Regions from separate parts of the Homo sapiens genome. Here regions 1, 2 and 4 are each linked to region 3. The links are chromatin loops, found by intact Hi-C in ENCODE. Cell type or tissue: mammary epithelial cell. All regions are shown on one strand. Each heading gives the region's core, and the rest is flanking DNA. Links, peaks and the distances in the headings are about the cores only.

The links. A loop is a pair of places that touch in the nucleus more often than their neighbours do. Peaks named below come from ENCODE experiments on the same cell type or tissue, not always from the same donor. Only the 100,000 strongest peaks of a DNase experiment are listed, where the experiment ranks them.
Region 1: it touches region 3 in a loop (3-fold over the local background); 3 of 110 quality-filtered maps call a loop at or near these places.
Region 2: it touches region 3 in a loop (16-fold over the local background); 22 of 110 quality-filtered maps call a loop at or near these places.
Region 4: a loop joins it to region 3, with 6 times the contacts of the local background. A loop is called at or near these places in 11 of 110 quality-filtered maps.

The regions. Positions count from the first base shown.
Region 1 is chr6:138,886,753-138,892,903 of GRCh38, reverse strand. It overlaps ECT2L (epithelial cell transforming 2 like), which reads right to left. Exons shown (of 22, transcript NM_001077706.3): 19 at 5,982-6,047; 20 at 3,873-3,961. LOC107986650 (a long non-coding RNA gene) reads left to right here. Exons shown (of 2, transcript XR_001744381.2): 2 at 1,869-4,029. Among named protein-coding and RNA genes, the nearest start is that of ECT2L, 94 kb to the right of the region's middle. In mammary epithelial cell, for the core only: no CTCF peak of the experiment used is centred there; a DNase peak (open chromatin) is centred at 3,803; H3K27ac peaks cover 381 bases.
Region 2 is chr6:139,216,763-139,222,913 of GRCh38, reverse strand. It overlaps a transcript of TXLNB not described here. Among named protein-coding and RNA genes, the nearest start is that of TXLNB, 72 kb to the left of the region's middle. In mammary epithelial cell, for the core only: a CTCF peak has its summit at 3,534 (motif pointing left); a DNase peak (open chromatin) is centred at 3,443; H3K27ac peaks cover 581 bases.
Region 3 is chr6:138,813,401-138,819,551 of GRCh38, reverse strand. It overlaps ECT2L (epithelial cell transforming 2 like), which reads right to left. Exons shown (of 22, transcript NM_001077706.3): 4 at 4,949-5,061. Among named protein-coding and RNA genes, the nearest start is that of ECT2L, 20 kb to the right of the region's middle. In mammary epithelial cell, for the core only: a CTCF peak has its summit at 3,312 (motif pointing left); DNase peaks (open chromatin) are centred at 1,531 and 3,281; H3K27ac peaks cover 2,205 bases.
Region 4 is chr6:138,911,490-138,917,640 of GRCh38, reverse strand. It overlaps REPS1 (RALBP1 associated Eps domain containing 1), which reads left to right. Exons shown (of 20, transcript NM_001286611.2): 13 at 14-86; 14 at 1,665-1,783; 15 at 2,880-2,944; 16 at 4,691-4,876. Among named protein-coding and RNA genes, the nearest start is that of REPS1, 74 kb to the left of the region's middle. In mammary epithelial cell, for the core only: no CTCF peak of the experiment used is centred there; no DNase peak of the experiment used is centred there; H3K27ac peaks cover 1,065 bases.

The DNA.
Region 1 (6,151 bases), core at 709-5,708, 74 kb before region 3:
ATGACCTAACTCCCAGCCAGGTAAACATAAAACTTCACACTGAAGACCTGTTTAGTTCCTTTTACCTGACACATCGTGTCTGCTATTCAACAAAAAGTTATAAGCGGTGCTGGCTGGGCATGGTGGCTCACTCCTTTAATCCTAGCACTTTGAGAAGCCAAGGTGGGCAGATCACCTAAGGTCAGGAGTTCGAGACCAGCCTAGCCAATGTGGTGAATCCCATCTCTACTAAAAATACAAAAATTAGCCAGACGTGGTGGCACGTGCCTGTAATCCCAGCTACCTAGAAGCCTGAGGCAGGAGAATTGCTGGAACCCAGGAGGCAGAGGCTGCAGTGAGCCTAGATTGCACCACTGCACTCCAGCCTGGGTGACAGAGTGACACACTCTGTTTCAAAAAAATTATAAGGGGTACTAAGAGGCAAAATACACAGACTGAAGAGACAGGGCAAGCATCAAAACTAGGCTCAGATATAGTAGAGATTTTGGAATTATCAGAGCAGAAACTTAAATATGATTAATATGTTAAGGGCTTTAATGGAAAAAGTAGACAACGTGCAAGAACAGACAGGTAATGTAAGAAGAGAGACCAAAACTCTAAGAAAGAAAAGATAATACCAGAAATAAATATAACAGAAATGAATGCCTTTGGTGGGGTCATTAATACACTGGACACAGCTGAGGAAAGAATCAGTGAGCTTGAAGATATGTCAACAGAAGCTTACCAAGCTGAAAAGCAGAAAAAAGACCAGGGACAAAGTAGGGGTATCGGGTAGGGACCACCAGGGGAAAGAACAGAATATCCAAGTAATAGGGACAGTTACAAAAGGCAAATCATATGCATAATGGGAATACCAGATGAAGAGAGACAGAAGAAATATCTGGAGTAATAATGACTGGAGATTTTACAAAATTACTGACAGCAAACCATAGGTCCAGGAAGCTCAGAGAACACAAAACAGGATTTTAAAAAAAGTCTACATCTAGGCATAATACATTCAGATGTAGAAAATAAAAGAGAAAGTCTTCGTCATTTCAGAGAATACAAAAACATAAACCCACCTTACTGTCAACAAAGAGTCAAACTGTGTAAAATAGATTTATTCTGAGCCAAATATGGGTGACCAGGGCCTGAGTCACAGTCTCAAGAAGTCCTGAGAAAATGTGCCCAAGATGGTTGGGTTACAGCTTGATTTTATACATTTTACGGGGATAGAAGTTACAGGCAAACATCAATCAATATATGTAAGGTATACATTCATTTGATCCAGAAAGATGGGACAGCTTGAATTAGGGGCTTCCAGGTCATGGGGGGGATTCAAAAGATTTTTTGATTGGCAATTGGTTGAAAGAGTTAAGTTTATCTAAAGATCTGGAATCAGTAGAAAGGAGTATCTGGCTTTAGATAAGAGATTGTGGAGACCAGTGTTCTTATGTAGATGAAGCCTCCAGGTAGCAGGCTTCAGGGAGAATAGATGGTAAATGTCTCTTATCAGACCTTAAAAGATAACATACTCTCAGCTGAATCTCTCCTGGATCAGGAAAAGACCTGGAAAGAGGAGATTCTCTACAAAACGGAGATTTTCCCCAAAAGAGATGACTTTGCAGGGCCATTTCAAAACATGTCAAATAAATATATTTTGAGGTAAACTATGATTTATTGCAGGGTCTGCTATCTGCCATGTGATACTATACTAGAGTTGGGTTAGAATTTGGTATCTTACTTCTACAAGGAGTTCATTTTATCAGTCTTAAGATCTCTGTTTCAATGTTAATTTTGGTCAGTTGTGCCTGAATTCTTAAGGGAGGAGAGTATAATGAGGCATATCCAATCCCCCCTTCCTATCATGGCCTGAACTCATTTTTCAGGTTTACTTTGGAATCCCCTTGGCCGAGAGGAGGAGTCCATTCAGTCGATTGGGAGGCCTAGAATTTTATTGTTGGCTTCTATTACCTATAGAGGAAAAAGGATAAAAATTACACTGGACTTCTCTTCAGAAACCATGTAAGTAAGAAGAGTGTGGAATGAAATAAGGAAAGTGTTAAAAGAAAAAACCACCAACCTAGAATTCTGTATCCAGCAAAATTGCCTTCAAACAATAAATTTTTTACACACAAAAAATTTGAGAGAATTCATTGACCCTAGTAGAACATTAAGAAATGTTAAAAGAAGTTCTGCAGAGAGAAGAAAAATGATATAGAAAATCAAACTTATGTAAAGAAAGGAAGAGTGTTTGAGAAGGAATACATGAATGTAGAATAATCTAATAATCAAAAACTGGAATCATCATAGAATGTCTTCTACCAAACCAGTGTGTTTAGAATTGCTGGTTTGGTAGCTAGTTTCTTTCCATCATTGTAGCTGTTTTCTATTGCTACTGACCAAAAAAAAAAAAAAAAAAAAAAAAAAAAGATCAAAGAAAACAAAAATGTCATGACAATGAGAAAAGTGACATATTGTGTGATTTGATTTTCATTTAAGATCTAGTCTAGGTAAGGATGGAGGTGAGGGGACTGATTTCTTCCACCTACCCTGCTACCCTGTGCCTTTGAGGAACATTTGTTGAAATATTCATTGAAATAACAAATCAATTTTTATTACATTTATTGGAGTTGAACAAATTAAAGGAGTTAATTCCCCTCCCTTTGGTTGCTGTTTGCTGAATCACTCTTTGTCATTAATACTGAAAATCAAACTTATGTAAAGAAAGGAAGAATGTTTGAGAATAGAATTTTATTTGATTCTATTAATTATTTTGTTATTTATTTTATTTCTATTTTATTCATAGTTTGATGAACAGTTTTCTAAAGCAGATATCACCACACTATGGCCCACACCTGTTCTTGTAAATGAAGTTTAATTGGAACATAGTCATGTTTGTTCATTTATATCTTGTACTGTTTATGAATAGTGTATTACTTGTTATGTGTTGTGTCATTGATAGAGCTGCTTTTGTTTTACAATAGCAAAGTTGGGTAGTTGCCACAGATATCATTTGGCCAGCAAAATCTGAAATATTTACTATGTGAACCTTTACAGAAAAGTTTGCCCATCCTTGTTCTAAAGGAGTAAAGGGGATACTAATTTATAAAAATTAGCATCCTTCCATCTTTTTTTTCTTACACTACTCTGAGCATTGTGCAAACTAAATACTGTAAGGTCTTTTTAAAAACTGACCTCAATAACTATCTGAGGATAATAAATTGGTCCTCTCTTTCTTACATTTGAGCAGATCATTGGTGTGAAAATCCCACAACACTTGGAGCTTAGCTAAGTAGAAAAGTGGCCGGGTGCAGTGGCTCATGCCTGTAATCCCAGCACTTTGGGAGGCCAAGGCAGGTGGACCACTGGAGATCAAGAGTTTGAGACCAACCTGGCCAACATGGTGAAACCCCATCACTACTAAAAATACAAAAATTAGCTGGGCATGGTGACGGGTGCCTGTAATCTCAGCTACTTGGAAGGCTGACGCAGGAGAATAGCTTGGAGGCGGAGGTTGCTGTGAGCCGAGATTGCGCCACTGCACTCCAGCCTGGGCGGCAGTGAGTGAGACTCCATCTCAAAAAAAAAAAGAAAAAGAAAAAAGAAAAGTGACCAACCTTTAGAATGCCTGCTTATGTGGAGTTTGTGGTCCTGGCAGGGACAATTTATTTCTCCCATTCTATCCAGTAGCTGGCTGGAATGTGAACATGGTGATAAAATACCCTACACTATCTCAGAGGGAGTCCTCTGTAACTTTTCAGTCCAATGCATAGATTCATTTCAAACCTACTGTGTCAGACATTGTACTGAATGCTGGAGCTACAGGATGAGTAAGACAGTCACCTGCTTGGAAGGTGTCCACAGCCTTAGGATAGTTAACTATTGTTTACCTTAAAGAGAAACTTATTTCTTCATCACAGCAATGAAGTTGGGCTACATCTTGTACCCTAATCAGATATCTGTTTACTTCTGATAGAGTCTGTAAAATCAAAAACAAAATTAGAAGTACATATAAATTTTTTTAAATAAAATTACTACTGCAAACCATTTTATATCTCAGAATATGCAAATGTTAACTAAAACACAGTTCAAGTATGAAAAAGTGAATATTTTCACTGTTTATGAAACAGGTTTTCTTAGAAAGACCACAGTATTGACAAAGAAAACTATATTTAAGGGGAAAAAAGTAATCTTTGTCAAAGTTTTAAAACTGCTGACATGATAGTTTTATTTGTAAGTGCTTTCCTAATATCAAAAACAAAGTTGGGGGTTGGGGGATAAGAAGGTAGCTATTAAGAAAAAGAAGTAGGCTGGGCGCGGTGGCTCATGCCTGTAATCCCAGCACTTTGGAAGGCCGAGGTGGGTGGATCACCTGAGGTCAGGAGTTGGAGACCAGCCTGGCCAACATGGTGAAACCCTGTCTCTATTAAAAATACAAAAAAAATTAGCCAGGTGTGGTGGTGCATGCCGGTAGTCCTAGCTACTTGGGAGGCAGGAGAATTGCTTGAACCCTGGAGGCAGAGGTTGCAGTGAGCCGAGATCGTGCCACTGCACTCCAGCCTGGGCAACAGAGTGAGACTCCATCTCAAAAAAAAAAAAAAAAAGAAAAGAAAAAGAAGTGAATGAATTGGTACAGAATAAGAAGTCAAGCCTTTATATTGATCTAGTCATGGGGATGAGCTCTTGGTGTGAACAGTGATCCAGAGAGAGTTTTGTAGACTCTGAGTTTCAAGAATTTGGATCTTTGCAAACCAATCAACCTCAATTATCTTTCCCTACAAAATGTCCAGACCAAAATTATGACAAAACAACTTCATCTTGCTTCCCCAATTTGACTAAATAAAAATAACATTTCTAATCAATTGATACTTTAATTCAACGTAACTCACATCCTGAGCTCCTCTTATGTGCCAGACATGAGAAGGCAAGTAAATCATAGCTCACACATGATGGAGCTCCCAGTTTCATGAATAAAGGATTGCAGTAAAATGTAACAGGAATGTTCAGGATGCAAAATCCCTACAAAGAAGCCGCTGACAGCTGGAAATGCTGGGGGAAACTTTGCAAAGGATATGATGATTGAACTAGATTTTTATAGAATGAATAGGGGTTTATCCAGTGAAATAGGAAAGAAAAGCAATTTCAGAGAAGAAAGAGTATGCACAAAGCACAAATGTGTGAAAAGAGGTTAACATTAGAGAATCGTGAGTGGATCTGTGTGGTATGATTATAAGGAAGTCAGGAAAACTGTAAGAGATAAGGGAGGGTGGGGCCAGATGAAATTCTATAGGTTAACACGTCGCTAACACAGGCCTTCTAAAGCTTGTTCAGATACCATCAGGGTGCAGAATCCTGCACCAGGTATCATATGCAGGGAGATAGAAAACAAGTAGAACATGGCTGGGCGTGGTGGCTCACGCCTGTAATCCCAGCACTGGGAGGCCGAGGCGGGCAGATCACAAGGTCAGGAGATCGAGACTATCCTGGCTAACACGGTGAAACCCCATCTCTACTAAAAATACAAAAAATTAGCTGGGCGTGGTGGTGGACACCTGTAGTCCCAGCTACTCGGGAGGCTGGGGAAGGAGAATGGTGTGAACCCGGGAGGTGGAGCTTGCAGTGAGCTGAGATTGTGCCACTGCACTCCAGCCTGGGCGACAGTGTGAGACTCGGTCTCAAAAAAAAAAAAAAATTAAAGAAAAGAAAACAAGTAGAACACATGGCCCCTTTCCTCACAGGGCATTGTGATCACAGTAATACCAATAAAGGAGCAAAGACTGCCAAAAAGTTATGGGATAGGGGCAAGCTCACTTGTGCCCCTTCTTATAGAGCAACCTTGCAGGTAACAAGGATGTGAAATGGGAGAGCATGGCAGTGCCTGGCACGTAGCAGGCATTCCACAAATACTAGCTGCCTTGGGATCTGTAGGTCTCCTTTTGCAAAAGACTGGAGGTTGTATTCATGAGCATGAGATACAGCAAGTTCCTAAGAATACATACAGGGCATCCCCAGATGATTCTCTGTATATCTGACAGATGATCCTTCATAGTGATGTTTTGCTTCATCTAGGGGAAAAAAAGTACTTTTAGGCAAACTAAAATTGTGACATTTTTATTCATAAAAGAAATAGATTAAAATATTTTATGGCGCTTGATACAGGGCTTGGTAT
Region 2 (6,151 bases), core at 541-5,540, 400 kb before region 3:
AAATATTGACCAGTTTTTGGTCCATTGACCAATAAATTTGGTCCTATCAGTTAAAGCTCTTACTATCAGTGTAGTTTTTGTTTTTGTTGTTATTGTTGTTGTGTTTTGAGATAGAGTCTTGCTTTGTCACCCAGGCTGGAGTGCAGTGGCGCAATCTCGGCTCACTGCGATCTCCACCTCCCGGGTTCTAAGCGATTCTCCTGCCTCAGCCTCTGGAGTAGCTGAGATTACAGGTGTGTGCCACCAGGCCCGGCTAATTTTGTATTTTTAGTAGAGACAAGGTTTTGCCATGTTGGCCAGGCTGGTCTCAAACTCCTGACTTCAGGTGATTCACCTGCCTCGGCTTCCCAAAGTGCTAGGATTACAGAAGTGAGCCACTGCACCCAGCCCATTGTAGATTTTTATATGTCTCCATTTTGTTCTATCAGGTATTGTCTTATTATTAGGTGTATAAAAATTTATACTAGCGATATCTTTATGTTGGATTGGCCACTTTATTATGAAATATCTATTTTTATCTGTAGTATTGCTTATTGCCTTAAAATCCACTTTGTGTGATATAAGTATGAGCTTATATAAACATGATATAAACATGATATAAGCTGATATAAACATGAGCTTTCTTGTGGTTAATATTTTCATGCTGTATCTTTCTCCACACTTTTATTTTCAATTTTCCCAAATTATTTGAATTTGCAATATGTACTTCTGTACAATATAGAGTCTTGTTTTATGTTGTTTGCTTTATCTAGTCTGACAATTTTTGTCTTCTAATTAGAGATTTTGATTCATATGTATAAAATTAAACTCACCACCTTGCTATTTATTTTATACTTGTGCCATCTGTTTTATGTTTATTTTTATTCCTTTCTTTTTAAATTTTTTTGGACTTTGGATTATATATTTTTATTATATTCCCCTCTCTGTTAGCTATTTTTAGTTATTCAATCTTTCCTTAAGCTTTTAGTGGATACCATAGGCATTTCAACATTCATCTCTGACTTATTAAAGTCTAATGAAAAATATTATTTTGCCACTTCCTGGCCAAAGCAAAGCCTTAGAACATTTTAACGCCATCTAATCCTTTACTCCTATCTTCTGATTCATCATCCAGTTTATGATCATTCTCTCTTCAATTATATCTAAGCCACTGTTATACCAATCCATTGAGTTCTTAATTTCAGCTATAATATTTTCCAGTTTTAGACATTGTATCTTATTTTTTTATAGTTTCCAGTTTTCTTGTACAATGCTCTATCTCATCATTTAATTTATTGAATGTACAAATCATCATTATCTTAAACTCCACGTCCGATCATTGCAATATCTGGATATCTTAAGTGTTTTTTACCTTGGTTTTCAGCAATTTTGCCTAGAGATATACCAGATATTTTTTGTTCGAATGCAGGGCAGTTTCTGGAGAAAAAAAAAGAAAGAAAGAAAAATGGAGATGATTTAAATCTCTGGAAAGTGTTATCTTCCTGAAGAGAGTACTTATTTTAGCTTCCAGCAGGCAGTTAAGATGGAACCAATTATCTTACCCAATCATAAACTGAGGTGATTTGAAGTTGGGCTTCAGACTTTTTAGGGAACTTTATTTTCTGCAGTGTAATTGTTTGAGGGTCCCAACTAAAAGCATGGAGTGTTTGCCAGGGCCCTAAACCATTAACTAGCTCTAAAATCCAATTTTTGTTTCTGATGCCCCATGAAACTGTGGGATGCTTTGCTTAGCGTCTCATCCTCTCAGTCACAGGTTGCATATTTGCAAGAGCGTTCAAGGGGAAAACCAGTCCCAATGTTACTTCATTTCTCTTTTTGCTTTTCTTGACCATTTCAAGTTTTTGTTGCCTAGCTAGCTCTCCAGTGCCTTCCAACAGACATTCTACCTGTTTTATCAAGTTCTCCTAGTTCTTGGATGCAGGGTTACCCTGCAACAACTGATTCTACCCTTACAAGAAGCAGAATTCCCATCCAGCTTGTCTCTTGAGCATCAATTTCATTATCTTGAGATTCTGAAGATGCATCGTATTTCCTTTGAGCTCTAGTATTTGGGCTCTATGATTTCGGCTCCTCTGAGTTTCTGTTTTATTTAAGAGCCAGCTATGGAGGACCAGGTTTGTTATTTTAGCTAAGATTTTGACCTTTATCATTATCTGATATAATGCAAATATTAAAGGTCAACCACGGTTGAAACTGGGCAAGTAAGTTTTATCCTATGTGCCAAAGAATCTGTCTGAGACCAAAACTGGTCTGGAAGGAAAGTGTGCCACAATAAGTTAATAACGCCAACCCTAGAAGGAGGGGAAGGGGCAGCACATATGCCAGGCATTTGTCAGACGCAGATATGATGACACACATATGGATCCAGCTCTCCGAGGAGCTACTTTGTATCCACTTAAATTTGAGAGACTCATGGCTACCTCACTCCTGCCTCCCTTTGGATGGTATACAAGGATTCACTAAAATGGCAGATATTCACCCCATAAACTAAAGTACTAGCAAAAAACAAATCCCAGTGACTTGTGGTTTCCCATCACTTTGTGTGAGAAGTTTGAATTAAATAGAAATTAAATAGTCTGTTCAGGCTTCTATAACAAAATACCATAGACGGGGTGGCTTACAAACAACAGAAATTTATTTCTTGCAGTACTAGAGGCTGAGAAGTCCAGTATCAAGGTACCAGCAGATTCAGTGTGTGGGAGATCTGCTTCTTCATAGACAGCCATCTTCTCATGGTGACTTCACATGGCAGAAGGGGCAAAAGATCTCTCTGAGGTCTCTTCTATAAGGGCACTAATCCCATTCATGAGGGGTCCACCCCCATGATCTAATTATCACCCAAAGGCCCCACTTCCTAATACCATCAGTTTGAGAGTAAGGATTTCAACATATGAATTTGAGGGGGACACAGTCAGTCCATAATATCAGTTGAGATTCAGCTGTCAGGAAATGAAGGGTAATTACGGTGACCATATTTTCTAAACCGCAAGTGAAAATGCAGTTGGACAAAGCCTAATACTCTTATATCAGCAAGAAAACAGAACATTAGAAATCAAGACTGACCAGGAAAAGCCAGCTCATAGGTATAACAAATATAATTCTGCCACCAGTTCAAGATACTCTAGATTTTTGCTGACTTGGTTTCAAGATGGGTCTTTAGAGAGTTTTCCATATTGATGAGATTTTCCAGCCCAGAGTTATAAGAAGGAAAGGCCTGCCTGCCGTCTCAGCCTCCCAGCTGCTCCCAGACACATCTGTGGGGAACCAGATAACTGACTCCTAACCTGCTTATTTTAGCCCAGTGGCTTCGCTTCCTGACGTCTCCAGTCTCATGGTCACATTCCAAAGGCCCTCACTCTGAAACTGCCTGCAAGCAGGGACAAACAGCAGCAGCTGCCACCGCACTGATAATGGGTTTGTGTTGCTGCTTGCCCAGAAAGGCTGCTTTGAGCTGATGATTTGCATTCCTGCTTGCCCAAACATACAGCCTCCGTGCGGCTGCCAGCTTCTGCACAGAGAGAACAGCAGTGCCACCTACTGAACCGCTGGAGATGTAGCCAGTGACTTGGTCAGCTCAGGCCTGCTTGTCACTAAATCTGGCAGGACTGTATACCCAGCAACTGGACTGAAAACCACCTTTGTACAGTGATTAAGTAGGCCTCCTCTTCTGCCAACTTGAGTGATTGTTTACCACTGTTAGGCTGAAAAAGTCTCAAGGAAGTTTATTTTTCTCTGAACAAATGAAACCAAATTGCAGTTGGGATCCAGGCTGTATCCCACTTCAGTGAGAAATGGGCAAGCCAGCAATTGTGGAGTTGAACATTGAATACAATTAGTGAGTACTTACCCTGTGCTAGACAGTGGGTGAGGCACCGGGATAGAAGTATGAATGAACTACACTAGACAAGCAATAGAAAGATAACGAACCTATACCAGTATTCCACAATTGACAAAATATACTCAAAGAACTCAGCCACAATTTACACCACAGAGAGTATATCTCCAGGGATGGAATTTGGGGGAACCAGCTTTCTATTTTCCCATGGGTTCCATTGCTGCTGTTGCCAAGCTGAGATCCAGAAGCCATGATGACTTCTTCAATGGTTTTTTGGGTTTTTATAAATCATCAATTAACAAATAATATTATGGAATCTTTTTTTTTTAGACAGAGTTTTGCTCTGCCACCCAGGCTAAAGTGCAATGGTGCAATCTCAGCTTACTGCAACCTCCACCTCCCAGGTTCAAGCGATTCTCCTCCCTCGGCCTCCCAAGTAGCTGGGATTACAGGCATGCTCCACCATGCCTGGCTAATTTTTTGTATTTAGTAGAGACAGGGTTTCACCTTGTTGGTCAGGCTGGTCTCGAACTCCTGACCTCAGATGATCCACCCACCTTGGCCTCCCAAAGTGCTGGGATTACAGGTGTGAGCCACCACGCCTGGCCTATATTTGGAATCTTCTTCACAAAATTGCTGCTTTGCAGATGCCCTAAGTATCTGCTTGGCCTTCCTCTTGGAAAATCTTACCTGGACAACTCTCAAAGTGCTAAATCTTTTTGCAGTATTCACAAACTCATCTATGTGTGTTAATAGCACATTTCTGACAATTATTAATAAAGTATATTTTATATGTTTTTGGTGTCTAATAACATCAGAAAACCTTACTTAAATATGTGCATACATACAAACGTACTTGTACTTGCTTATGTAAGTTAGTAATTAAGCACCCTATTAAGTCGAGAACCCAACACATACTGAATTGGTCACACATTTGCTGCTGAGCAGCAGAAGCTGAACACCCTAAAGGGGACCCTACCATACTGAAAGACACTAATGCTTCAGCCACCGTGTACAGCTGCCATCCAATCATAGTCTAATGAGTTATGCAGGTGTGACTCCTCCTCTAAAAGGAGAGACCAGGTAAATACAAATTATTGGAAATGGGCAAATCAGTGTCATGTTGGACACAATGTTCATAGCTTTAAGACTGATTGCAATATTCACAAACTAAGCTAAAATTTCTTTTTCTTTTTTTTTTTTTTTTTTTTTTTGAGACTCTTGCTCTGTCGCCCAGGCTGGAGTGCAGTGGCATCATCTTGGCTTACTGCCACCTCCGCCTCCCAGGTGCAAGCGATTCTCCTGCCTCAGCCACCCGAGTAGCTGGGATCACAGGCAACTGCCACCGTGCCCGGCTAATTTTTTGTATTTTTTAGTAGAAACAGGGTTTCACCGCGTTAGCCAGGATGGTCTCGATCTTCTGAGCTCGTGATCTGCCCTCCTTGGCCTCCCAAAGTGCCAGGATTACAGGTGTGAGCCGCCACGCCCAGCCTAAGCTAAAATTTCTTAAACTACTACTGTGAAAATTATATGTGAAGCAGGATGAAGCAGACGTTAATCCTGCTAAAGTGTCTGGTATTTTACTATGATTTTAGTTTTGAAGTGGGCAATAATTTAAATATTATGCATTAAATATTTACATTAGCTCTTATTTTCACTCATAAATATTCAGTTGTCATATTTCCTACACATCCCGACTCCCTTCTTTTTGCAAGCTTCTGTGCAAAGTGGCTTTGCAAACATGTTTCCACTCAATCTTTCAGCTGCTGACTTCATAGATTTTTCTTATATGACTTATTCTTTGATTCCCATGATGCAGTCAAAAGGGAGGTTTTCAAGTACTAAATGTGTAAGCGCAAGGCTGCTGTCAGCTGCTACAAGTCCACATTTAGCCATTAGGTCTGCTGCTAGGAGAACAGGCACACACCACCCTGGACATCTCTCAGAACCTTCCACAAAATTCTGAGACCACTCCAGGCCTCATTCTCGCCAAAATACCTGCACGGTTCTAAGGATAGGCATTGTAGCTTATCTAGGTCCCTTTGTTTGAATTTTTATTTTATTTCAATAGTTTTTGGGGTACACGTGGTTTTTTGTTATGTGGATAAGTTCTTTAGTGGTGATTTCTGAGATTTTGGTGCATCAGGTACACCCGAGCAGTGTACACTGTACCCAATATGTAGTCTTTCATCCCTAACCCCCTCCAACTCTTCCCTGCAAGTCCCCAAAGTCCATTATATCATACTTATGCCTTTGCATCCTCATAGCTTAGCTCCCACTTATAAATGAGAACATATGATGATTGGTTTTTCATTC
Region 3 (6,151 bases), core at 977-5,976:
AGATGAAAAGAGTCACCAAAGTCTTTGCTATCATGGAGCCATCATTCTAATGGGGTAGGCAGACAGCAAATAAACAAGTCCTGCATGTCACATAGTGTCAGGTGGTGTCAAGCGGTAGACAGAGAAGCTCAACATGAGAAAGGAGGGGAGAGCAGCTCCACACACTCACAAAATGGGAGTGAGAACTTCAAGCCAGTGGATGTTGCCTAATATAGGCCAATAACCTTCCCTCCATCCACACAAAAAAAAAGAGCTTTGGCTTTCTGCTTTCTCCCTTCCTTTTAAAACGCAATGATTTCCTTTTTTTTTTTTTTTTTTTAAGCATCATCCACCTCTAAAAACCATCCCAATTGCAAATGCTAATATTTCATACAGTTATCCTTAACCAGCCCATGCAGGTAGAAGGGCAGGAACATGTGCAGAATACTGGGCAAAGGGGAAGGAAGTGAAGATGACTCAAATTTCCAGACTTGCCTTGGATATTTAGAAAACAGTCGTTTTAGATACAAGTGTACACTTTCACTTTGAATACTCCCCTCTCCTCTCTGACAAAGATTCTCTGCTTGACCAAACTTTAGTCAAGCTTCTGAAACTTCCCCTTGGCCCACCTGTGCACTTCCTTATAAAATTCTGCTTTAGTAAAGAGCCCTGTTAAGTCAGTTTAGGAAGAACCCCCCACCCCCGGATATCTTGTCAGGTTCCTCATCCTCCACCCTCCCCCAGGTGTTGTCTGAGCACCCTGGCCTGTCATCAGCGAGAGTCCTGTTGGGTCAGTGTATTCAGATCCCCGCTTACCCCTGATGTTTCCTCGAGTAATTTTCCATCCATTGAGCCCCATCCTGCTCCTTGGCTATCCGCCCATGCTGCATTTGAAGTTGAGCCCAATCTCTCTCCCGTGACCCCATGCAGCAGTCCCTGTAGCTATCTCCAAGGTTCTCAGTAACGTCCGCCTTACTGTCTTCAGCAAGTTTCATTCGATGTTTTCTTCTTTAACCTCTTTACCATCTCCACACAGAAATACTCTCCTTTTAAATGGACATTCAGTAACTGAGAGTGACATGGCTGCTCTATATTTAAAATTAACCTAGGAGTATGTTGTCTCTGAAAAACTGCACACCAGATTGCCTCACAGATCACAGCTGAGACAGACGTCCTCAAGTGAGCCCTCACAGGCTGCGTGGGAAGAATGGAAGAGGGGGTAATGAAGTGGGAGAGGGGGCTGTTCTCTCTTAATACACCTTGGTGGATATTTTTCTGCCCTCCAACCCCATTTCAAGTCTGCTCTGATGGAGACAAGTGACGAGAGTGAATCCTTCATGGGCTGTTTATGATCTCACACGCACACGCACATACACACCTGGGTCAATGCATTCCCCCTCTAGGGAATGCAGTTGCATGAATGCTGCCCCACCCATCCAGGAAAGCTGCAAGTTTGAGCAGCTCTGGCTCTGGAACCAAAGGCCTTTGTTTGAGGAATTACCAGGCACTAAGCAGAGGCAATTCAAAACCGGTTCCACCAGTGTGGCAAGGGGACTGATTCAAACTCCTCACGGGTTTCTCTGAGTGTAACAGACACAAGCAGCCCAGTTTCCTTTAAGGAGTCACAGGAAAGGTCAACCTAGTCAAGTGGTAGGGGAAAGACATCACTGGAAACCATTAGTCATGTGGACGACACGGGGCCATAACATACCAAGAAAAGCCACAATTGAGGTATAAAGTTGCTAGGCATGAAAGACCAGCAGAGAAGTCTTCCCAGGAGAAGGGACATTTTAGTTTGCCAGAGGGATGGTTTAAGAAGCTAAACCTTTAAAAAATGTCTTAAATATCATAAAATTCCACTTAGGAAATCATCTTAAAACTTACTAGGGAATACTTATTAGGCCAGGAAAGAAAACTCTAAGATATTTGAATATATCTCATAGAGATTATGAATAATTTTTTAAAAGAAAATTGTGTTGACAGTTTCCACCAATATTGCAATACCCTGTTTATAACTGACTGAATTAAAACAAAATTATTTGGAAATTATAAAACCATCTAAAACAATGGCCTCTCTACCTTGAAAGAAAGGTATTGCACAAATATAGCCTAGCTTACATATAAACATTTCAAGTATTCAAATAATACTAATTTCTTTCATTTATTAATTTATTTACAGTTATTGGGTAAGCAAGACTACAGGAATAAATGATCCAAAAGAAATGCTTAATAATTAAAAATTGATTGCACTACCATTGGACCCAGCAATTCCACTCCTATATGTATAGCTAAGAGAAATAAAACATCTCTATGCAAAACTTGGACACAGATGTTCATAGCAGCACTATTTATAATAATTATTTACAATAATCAACTGAGGAGTGGATAAATAAAATATGGCACATCCATACAATGGGATAATATTTGGCAATAAAGGAAAGAAGTACTGACATGTGTAACAAAATGGATGAACCTTGAGAACGTTATAATATGTGAAAGAAGCCAGTCACAAAAGACCACATACTGTCTAATTCCATTTATACGAAAAGTCCAGAATAGGCAAATTTATAGAGACAGAAAGCAGATTTGTGTTTGCCCAGATCTAGAGGGATGGAGATGAGAAGTTACTGTTAATGGGTAGGGGGGTTCTTTGTGGGATGATGAAATGGTCTAAACTTAACATGTGATGATGATCACACAACTCTGTGAATGTACCGGAACCACTGAATTGTACCCGTAAATGGGTGATTTTTATTGTATGTGAATTATATCTCAATAAAGATGTTTAGGCCGGGCGCGGCGGCTCATGCCTGTAATCCCAGCACTTTGGGAGGCCGAGGCAGGCAGATCATGAGATCAGGAGATCGAGACCATCCTGGCTAACACGGTGAAACCCCATCTCTACTAAAAATACAAAAAAAGTAGCTGGGCGTGGTGGTGGGCGCCTGTAGTCCCAGCTACTCAGGAGGCTGAGGCAGGAGAATGGCATGAACCCCGGGGGCAGAGCTTGCAGTGAGCTGAGATCGCGCCACTGCACTCCAGCCTGGGCGACAGAGCAAGACTCCATCTCAAAAAAAAAATGTTTAAAGGAAATTTATACTAACATTCATGAAACTATGAAATACAGTCTGCTCTCTGAAGAAATGCTGCTGCTATCCAAAAACAAACAAACAAACAAAAAAAAAAAGTACTTTCACTGAACAGGTTAGTTTTATATTCTTGTCTCACAGAAAAAAGAATTCAGTTACCGGACAAAGGATGCAATTTCCAGTGACAAAAAGTCAGGCCTGAGTTAAGCTGCTTCAAAATATACCATAAGATCTCTAATGACCTCCAGTGGTCACAACTAAAATTGCCTGGTTTATGATACGTGAGCCTAGAACATGATGCACAAAGTGGTTATAAATGTGAGGTCTGGTCTGTTATTTTCTTATCTTGAAAGCTGCAAAGTTGGAGTAAAAAGAAACATAGCCAATGACTATCATAAAATGTCTTCCCCCTGATTTTTCAACATTGACTGAAGGGCCTGTTTATCTGTGCCCTGTCTTTGCAGCCTCTTTCAACAGAGCCAGGAAGATGCCTGTCTCCTTCCAGTGACTCCATGGGGAGAGTCCGTTAACAATCTGCTTTGCACCCACAGATGCAGGAGTAGCTGACAGGTGAGGAGGAGAGAAAAAATGGCTGATCAAAAGAGACTGGCAGGAAAACATGTAAGAAAGAACAGGAAGCAAGTACTCCACCTAAAATATGCCAATTTGATCATGCACCACTCTCAGATATTTTTGCTGGGTATCTAAGACATCCGAAGGTTACCCTCTCCTGCAACCTCACCACCAAGTTCTAGTGAAAGTACCTAACATCAAATGATGCCATACCTAGAGTTTTTCTAAACAAACATTAGTAAATAAGCCCAAACAACTTCACACAGTCTCCTCTGTAGGACTGATGAAGTCCCAGCTCTTTCTCCTCTGGGCAAAAGATTCATTCAAAAGGACAATGTTTCAGAAATAGTATTCTATTATTTTTACCCTCATTGTTGGCCTCGGGCTACCAGAAATCCTCCAGACTAACATAAGGCTTTTTATCTGGCATTGAGGGCTGGAAAACCATCCTGCCACGTACCTGCTACCAGCCTGGCTGGATTCTTCAACCACACCCAGGCAAGCTGGAGGGCTCTCTAGAATATTTCGGTCAGTCCACACATATCTTGAATTTCACGAAAGAGAATCCGTTTCTAACATTCATCTGGCTGGTTAACAAGCCACGGGTTGTTTTGAGAATAATGTCTGATATTTGCTATGCTAATTAGTAAAGTATCTAATAACTCAGGTATTGTGACCTTCCAATCTAGAGCTGGCTAATGACCCCTAGGGTATTCATTCCTGACCAGAACAGGAGCTGACCCTGGGCATAACTTCAACTCACAGATGTCACACCATCTGTGCTGAGTGTTTTAAAGTAAATTACAGACATAACATGAGGGAAGGGGAAGAAAGAGAAAGAGAACCCTCTTCGTAATCCTTGACTAGGGCTGTATAAGTCTTGCCCATATTCCTAAATGTTTCAACCACTGTCACTTGTCATATATTTTGTAGATCCATCCATTCATTTAATGATTATGCCTACCTATGTCCCAGACATCCATTTGCAATATATTGTCTGTCTGATGGTTCCAAGGAAAATTTAATATGCTAAGAGAATGTTAAAAATTCACTGACTGAAGCCATTGTGTTTTTGCCAACATGAAACAGTCCCACCATAGTATGAAAGCATTAAATCCTCCCCACGGCTTCACTTCAGCCTCAAGGCAAAAGCAGGCACTGGAAAAGTCTGTTTATAAACCTTAAAATATCAATTACCTTGTTTTTTTTTCTCCCTAGGAACAAAAAATCTCTTAAAGGTTATATAAACATTTATATACGGTTTTCTTTAAGAATCAATGTTAATTACATCATTAGGCTACATTTACCTTAATTGTGATTTAGTGCATCTTAAAAAAATTGCGAATAAGAATTCTTGACGTTGCTTGTTAGTCCAGAGGTCAAACCAATGACTTATAAGAGCCACTCTTTCCTGAAAGAGCTATAAGGGGGAGGGGAGGAAGTGACATTTGCTGTACAGTTCATTGTTTTTAATTGCTAAGCAATCTTTAGACAATCTACCAGCAACCTCACAGCTAATATTTGCAGAGTGCATTACAGTTCACAGAGCGCTTTCACATATAGAGAGAAAGGTCTCTCCTTTCAGGTTAAACTTTTTACCCAGGGATACTGACAGGCCCAGGCTTGTTGGGTGGGTTGATGGGAAAGACTGGCAGTGATGTAATTATAGAGGGGCCCAAGAAGGGCCTCTGGAAAACAAAGAGGTAATGATTCCTGGATCTTGTTTCTACCTAGGCTAATGTGGCCTAGGGAAACAGAGTCCACACATTTCATTTTGAAAACATATACGGGCTACACTCATTTAATTGTGAAAACAGAACCATTTGAGGTAGGTATAACTTCACTAACTCACAACCCTGGATCTTTATAGCACCCACCAAGATGAAAGTAAGTATCGCTAAATAGCCAACAGAGACATGTCTCTAGGGAAGACATACATTAAGGACCAGAGTCCCCCAAACCTGCGTTTCGGTCCAGCTTTGCTCAGATAGAGATAACAAACTCACTGTTATTATCATAGGTCAGGCTTTAGTCCCAGCCTGGTCTAGTCTCCTTCTCTGGTGAATGAGGCTGAACTCACAAGAGCACCCAGTTTGCCTTCTCTATTGCCAGAGCCACCATAGGCCATTAAATGACGACTTCCTGAATTACCTTAAAATAGGAGAGGCATCCCCAGGCCACATGGAACCATCCAGTTGGCACAGGAGGGAAGAGAGGATTACAAATACAGAGGAACACAAGCATGAATACTCCCAGCCCCCACCACCAAAATCACCTTCTCACCTCCTTCCCTATCTACAGCAACTGTGTGTCCTAGAGGTCTCTATTTTGTTCCTGGAGGTACTGAGTGGAAGGGGAGGCCATCTGGAGCCTCCCTTAAGGTAGGAGATGAGAACTGGGGTGAGAAGAGACTGTCTTTGGGACAAAGCTAAGTTTATTTTTGTTTAAACTGAAAAGCTAAATTCTTTAGAGAGTTTTTCTTTAAAAATGTGGCAACATGAGACCCAATA
Region 4 (6,151 bases), core at 445-5,444, 99 kb before region 3:
TCCCATTTATCAGCAGATGGTTACAGTAGTTCAGACTCTTTTACTTCTGACCCAGAACAGATCGGGAGCAATGTAACTCGTCAAAGGTCAGTATTTCTGTCAATGAAAAGCATGTTAAACTATCTTGCTGCGTTTTAATGTTTAAAACTATTTAGAACCAAGCACAAATGATTTTGTTCTCTGAAAGCTGTTAGGTTACTTTTTGATTTATGTAAAAGACAAGTAATTTTGATCCTTTCCAACTTGAATAGAAAAACAAAAAGAACCCTGACTTTCTAAATGGTATGTTGTGGAAGCTCTAAAAAGAGGTGATAACTTCTTGACGATAGAAGTTTTATAAGTCCTTTTTGTACCTAAACAACGAGAATCTGTCAAGTAATACATGTATAGCCTTATGGTAAGTACCAAAAGAATTCTGTGTTTTAAAACACCATCCAAAAGCACAGCCCAGTGGTGGGCCACCTCCCCACCCTGAAGTTCTGCGTTACATATAACCTTTCAGGCACAAACAAGAAGGGTGTGGGATAGGGTGGAGGAGGCTAGAGATTTGTCTGCAAGGGCTTTACCATCCACTAAAAGCTGTGTGCAGGACAGAAGCATCTTTCTCTCCTCACTTTTTGCACGTGTTGAGTATCATTTTGCTGTGTGCCCAGTGGATGTAGCGAGGATGCAGAATCTCCAAGCAGCTTAGAGTCAGAAGGCTGCTTGTCTTCCTTTCTGATTCTTCATGTAGTTCTTCCTGTGTTTCTTAGCATTCTCAGTCATCTTGGATTTTACTCTGCTGTTTATTCCCATATATGCAGATCAGATTACCAGAGGCCTTGGAGACTCTTTTCAGAATATGAAAGACTTTGGTAGCAAAGAAGTGAATCTCTAGGGCGAGTTGAGTTTGAGCATAGTCACCTCTAAAATGAGATGGCCTCTGCGGACACATGAAAGGGTACTTCAGCTTACCAAAATCCAGAACTTAATAGGTTGAAAGCTAACCATATCTGAAAGTAGACTTTCCTTTATACAATTATTTTTTTTCAGACTATTATTACTTTTAATTGAATGGGAAAGCGTAACACTAAGTATGCAGTCTATTATGAAATCATGTTGACAACTAAGTTTCTTTTCAAAATTTTTGAGGCCGAGCACTTCTGTAATCCTAGCACTTTGGGAGGCTAAGGTGGGCGGATCACCTGAAGTCAGGAGTTCGAGACCAGCCTGGCCAACATGGTGAAACTCCGTCTCTACTAAAAATACAAAAATTAGCCGGGCATGGTAGCATGCGCCTGTAATCCCAGTTACTTGGGAGGCTGAAGCAGGAGAATCGCTTGAACCCAGGAGGCGGAGGTTGCAGTGAGCCAAAATGGTGTCACTGCACTCCAGCCTGGGCAACAGAGTGAGACTGTCTCAAAAAAAAAAAAAAAAAAAAAAGAAAAAAAGAAATTTTGCTTAATAACTTTATTAAAAAAATTGTTAGCCACATAAAATAATCAGTTGTTTAGGGTACATCATAAACAGTGCTATCTTAATTTATTGTAACACTTACATACTTGAGTGTTGAGAAAATGTCATGCTAATAAGATCCTTTGCTGCTTAGCCAAGTGTAAATGTTTAAAAAGAAAAAAGCTCTGATATCAGTAGTATGACCAATTATCATGGGGTGAATTTTGCAGGTCTCATTCAGGAACGTCGCCTGATAACACTGCACCACCACCTCCCCCTCCAAGGCCACAGCCCTCTCATTCTAGATCATCATCTTTAGATATGAATCGGACCTTTACAGTCACCACAGGTAGGGGCTAGAGAACCATAATATACATTATCATTTAATTTTAAAGTTAATCCAACACACATACACATTTTATTTTTGTTTCTATTACATGTCTTTTAAAAATATTTATCTGGTCGAGTGTGGTTGCTCATGCCTGTAATCCCAGCACTTTGAGGGGCAGGCAGATCACTTGAGGTTATGAGTTCGAGACCAGCCTGGCCAACATGGTGAAACCCCATCTCTACTAAAAATACAAAAATTAGCCGGATGTAGTGATGCATGTCTGTGGTCCCAGCTACTCGGGAGGCTGAGGTGGGAGAGTCCCTTGAACCTGGGAAGCAGAGGTTGCAGTGAGCCAAGATTGCATCACTGCACTCCAGCCTGGGTGACAGAGTGAGACCCTGTCTCCAAAAAAAAAAAAAAAAATTATCTGAAGGAAAATTTTGGATTAAAAGACAGCAGATGAGAGGCAATTTCTTTTCTTAATGACTACTTAAAGTGTGTTTGAGTGCAAATAATGAAGATGGGAACCTGAGAGATGTCACAGGAAATTTTAAAAGAACGGTGTTGTGATATTAAGGGGTTGGGGGGGTGGGAACTGATAGGTCTCAATTTGGCTGATGAAGAAGAAGAGTCATAACTTACCCAGGTTTTTAATTTTTGAAGAACTGGCAGTATTGTTGTTACCTTGGTTAAAATAGAAAAGTTAGGGCAGAGGATGATGAAGTTATGTTTTAGTCACTGTGAGTTTAGAATGGTGAGGAAAAGTGAAGTGTTAAGTGAAAGGGAAAATTTGGAAGTTTTCATTTGATACCTAAACAGCAGTCAGAGATACACGAAGAAAATCAAGATTGTTTGCTATTATGGGAATAGGCAGGAGTATGCCAGGAGGGCTTCATGTAATAGAGGTAAGAAGCAAAGTGAGATCTGATGAAAGGCTGTGAGATTTGGTCTTTAGGTTACATACAGACCATGTAACAAGTTAGTACTTGCCTTCTAATACTTAACAAACATTCTTAGAAATCTTTATCATGTAGTCACATTCATTCAGCCTATTTCTTCTATTAACAAAGTGATTATACAGTTACTAAAAAGAAGAACTTTTGTATTCATGCAGGACAACAACAGGCTGGAGTTGTTGCCCATCCTCCTGCAGTGCCTCCAAGACCACAGCCCTCACAGGTAATTCTCCAAGGTATTTATTACTAAATGTCCCATGATCACTTTGCCTGCTAGGTATTTAATTCTATTCTCAAATTATTTGGAAGGTCAGGAATGATCTGTTGGTAATCTTTAATGAGCATTTAATTCAGTGAGGCTGAATCTCATTTTGAAAGATGCACATTTCAAGAATGATCTGAGTTATTTTTTGAAAGAGCCTTAAAAGTGAAACAAATGATAATGTCTTGACAGAGAAGAGTTTAGTGGAAACAACAATGGATTGGGAGATAGGAAATATCCATTAATGTCCTGGGTCTAGCAGTGACTCACAAAATCACTTCACCAGGCTGGGTGCAGTGGTTCACACCTGTAATTGCAGCACTTTGGGAGGCTAAGGCAGTAGGATTTCTCAAGCCCAGGAGTTCCAGACCAGCCTGGACAACATAGTGAGACCCCCATCTCTAAAAACAAAACAAAAAAATTAGCTGGGTGTGGTGGTGTGCACCTGTAGTCCCAGCTACTTGGGAGGCTGAGGTGGGAGGATCTCTTGAGCCTGGGAGATCAAGGCTGCAGTGAGCTGTAATTGCACCACTGCACTCCAGCCTGGATGACAGAGTGAGACCCTGTCTCAAAACAAAACAAAATACCCCTAAATAACCTCACTGCATCTCTCTGGATGTGTTTACCACATGAGTTAAGGAAGTATAATGACCTCTGCATCCCTTCCACATCAAAATTAGAGTGCTGTAGTAGACATTTATAAAATGCTTTGGGACAGCCTTAGTGGCTAAAGTTAAGGATCACATTATACATGAAATGAAGGAATGAGACTTAGCAGGGACTTGAAAGATAAAGTGGAATTTATTGGGGAAAAGGTATTCCAAACCGAAGGTATGACATCCACAAAGCGATGGAGGTTTGTGTTAAGCCTGGCACATTCCTCAGGGGAAAACAAGTTAGTTCAGCACAACAGGAGTAGATGTGTGGAGTGATGAGAAATGAAGCTGTCCATATCGTAGTAAGAAGGATAGACTTTTTCTTAGAGGAGATGAAGAATTTTTAAAGGGAAGAGACTTCAGATTTCTTTCTTTAGTATCCTTTACTTCCTTTGTCATAAAACATCTCACACTCTATTTTAATTTCTTATTTACTTATTCTCTTCTCCTGCTCCGGACTGTCAGCTTTATTAGAGTATAAGTGGGCCTCATTTGTTTTGTTCACAAGTACATATTCAGTAAACATATTTTTAGACTGAAGATGGAGCAGCATTGGTCTGGCTGGCAAAGGAGTGGAAGATGAATTGAAGGGAAGTGTTCCTGACATGTTGGGAGGATAGAGCAGTGGTTTTCACACTTTTTAGAGCAAGCTTTTTAAGAAACAGTGAAACATTAAAAAAAAATAACTTATTTAAGGAAGAAACTATTGTGCATTAGTCCAATTAAGAAAAAAACACATGCAAGTGGAGAATGGGGGTAGGGCCAGACCTACCCTCTCCTTCATTGTACTTTCTTTGCAATACAGTTTTTGAAAAAAAATATCTTTTTATTGGAGGTTTATCATCTTAATTTTTTTTTTAGTGTCTTAGCTTTTCACTTATGGTTTAATCATTTCTTTAGAGCTAAATGTTACTATAATACACCTCTCTGAACTTACAGATAATAAAACAGGTCATCTTTATATACTAAGTTTTCGAAGAAGAAGAAGATGACTCTGTGACACTGATAGGCTGATAGAATGTGTGTTCCTCTGTTCTGAACCATTGCACAGGCTCCTGGTCCTGCTGTGCATCGCCCAGTGGATGCCGATGGCCTCATAACTCACACTAGTACCTCACCTCAGCAGATACCAGAGCAACCAAATTTTGCAGATTTCAGTCAGTTTGAAGTATTTGCTGCATCAAATGTAAACGACGAACAAGATGATGAAGCCGAGAAACATCCAGAAGTCCTGCCGGTCAGTTTTCGAGGGCTTGGCTAATTTTCTGCAGGCAGTCACTTCCCATACCATGTTGTGTCAACAGAGCAGATATTAGAGGGGACATCAGTGAGTAAAATATTCCCTGGGTCAGTGCTTCTCATCTTTTTTATTGGCCTCCAATATCTGCTGGTTGCAGTGTAATGCTTACTAAGTATCAGAGTCTGGTGGGGGTGGGGGATTGATATCACATGCAAAGACACCACCGCCTGGCCGTGGCTAAAACGCTGCTTTGGGGGTTTCCATCTTAATGCTAAGCATCTGTCTGTGTGATTTGGTGAAGATTTCCCTGTCATAAGAGGCCATGGTTACCATAGCTCCACTCATTGCAACTTTTCCCCAAGGGGAATTTCACTATATGTAACTTTTAGATCTAATTACAACTTTAACTAAAAACAAATTTCAGCCAAACTTCTAATTAAAGCATTTAAAATTTGTATGAGAGTAAGTTGCCTTAGTTAAGCAAAGACTATAGGATACCAAAATTTAATATTCACAGTGTTCTAGGATATTCTATTGTAGTTCCAATGGCAAGAACCTCTCTAGGAATCTCTGACCTAAATTGCTGAGCATAAATGTGGAGTTGGAGAGACCAGAGGAATTCTGCAATCTCTTTCTTATAGGTCATAGCCATGGAAAATTTCCTACTAGCTCCCTTTTAAAACCTACAACTTTCTGCCGTGCCCATTAGGGGACTGGGCTGCATCTAGGAGGGTCAGAGTGGGCATGTAGAGGTGTGCACAGGGTACCGTACTCACTCCCCTGGGTGGATGCCTCCCTTCTCCCAACCACGAAGACTTCCCAGACTAACCACTTAGAGGTTCGGTGCAGTGGCTGCATCCTCACCCCGTCCTCCTCTCCCTCACACATTTATGACCTGCATCCTCGCCTGTCCTCCTCTCCCTCACACATCTATTACATAGCTGCATCCTCGTCCCCTCCTCCTCTCCCTCACACATCTACTACCTGCATCCTCACCCCATCCTCCTCTCCCTCACACATCTACTACCTGCATCCTTGCCCCGTCCTCCTCTCCCTCACACATCTATTACCTGCATCCTCGCCCCATCCTCCTCTCCCTCACACATCTGTTACCTGCATCCTCGCTCTGTCCTCCTCTCCCTCACACATCTGTTACATAGCTGCATCCTTGCCCTGTCCTCCTCTCCCTCACACATCTATTACCTGCTCTCCCATCTGCCTTTCAGTAGCAGAGAAGGCTCATTTAATAAAGTTCCTTCAAGTTTCTTATCA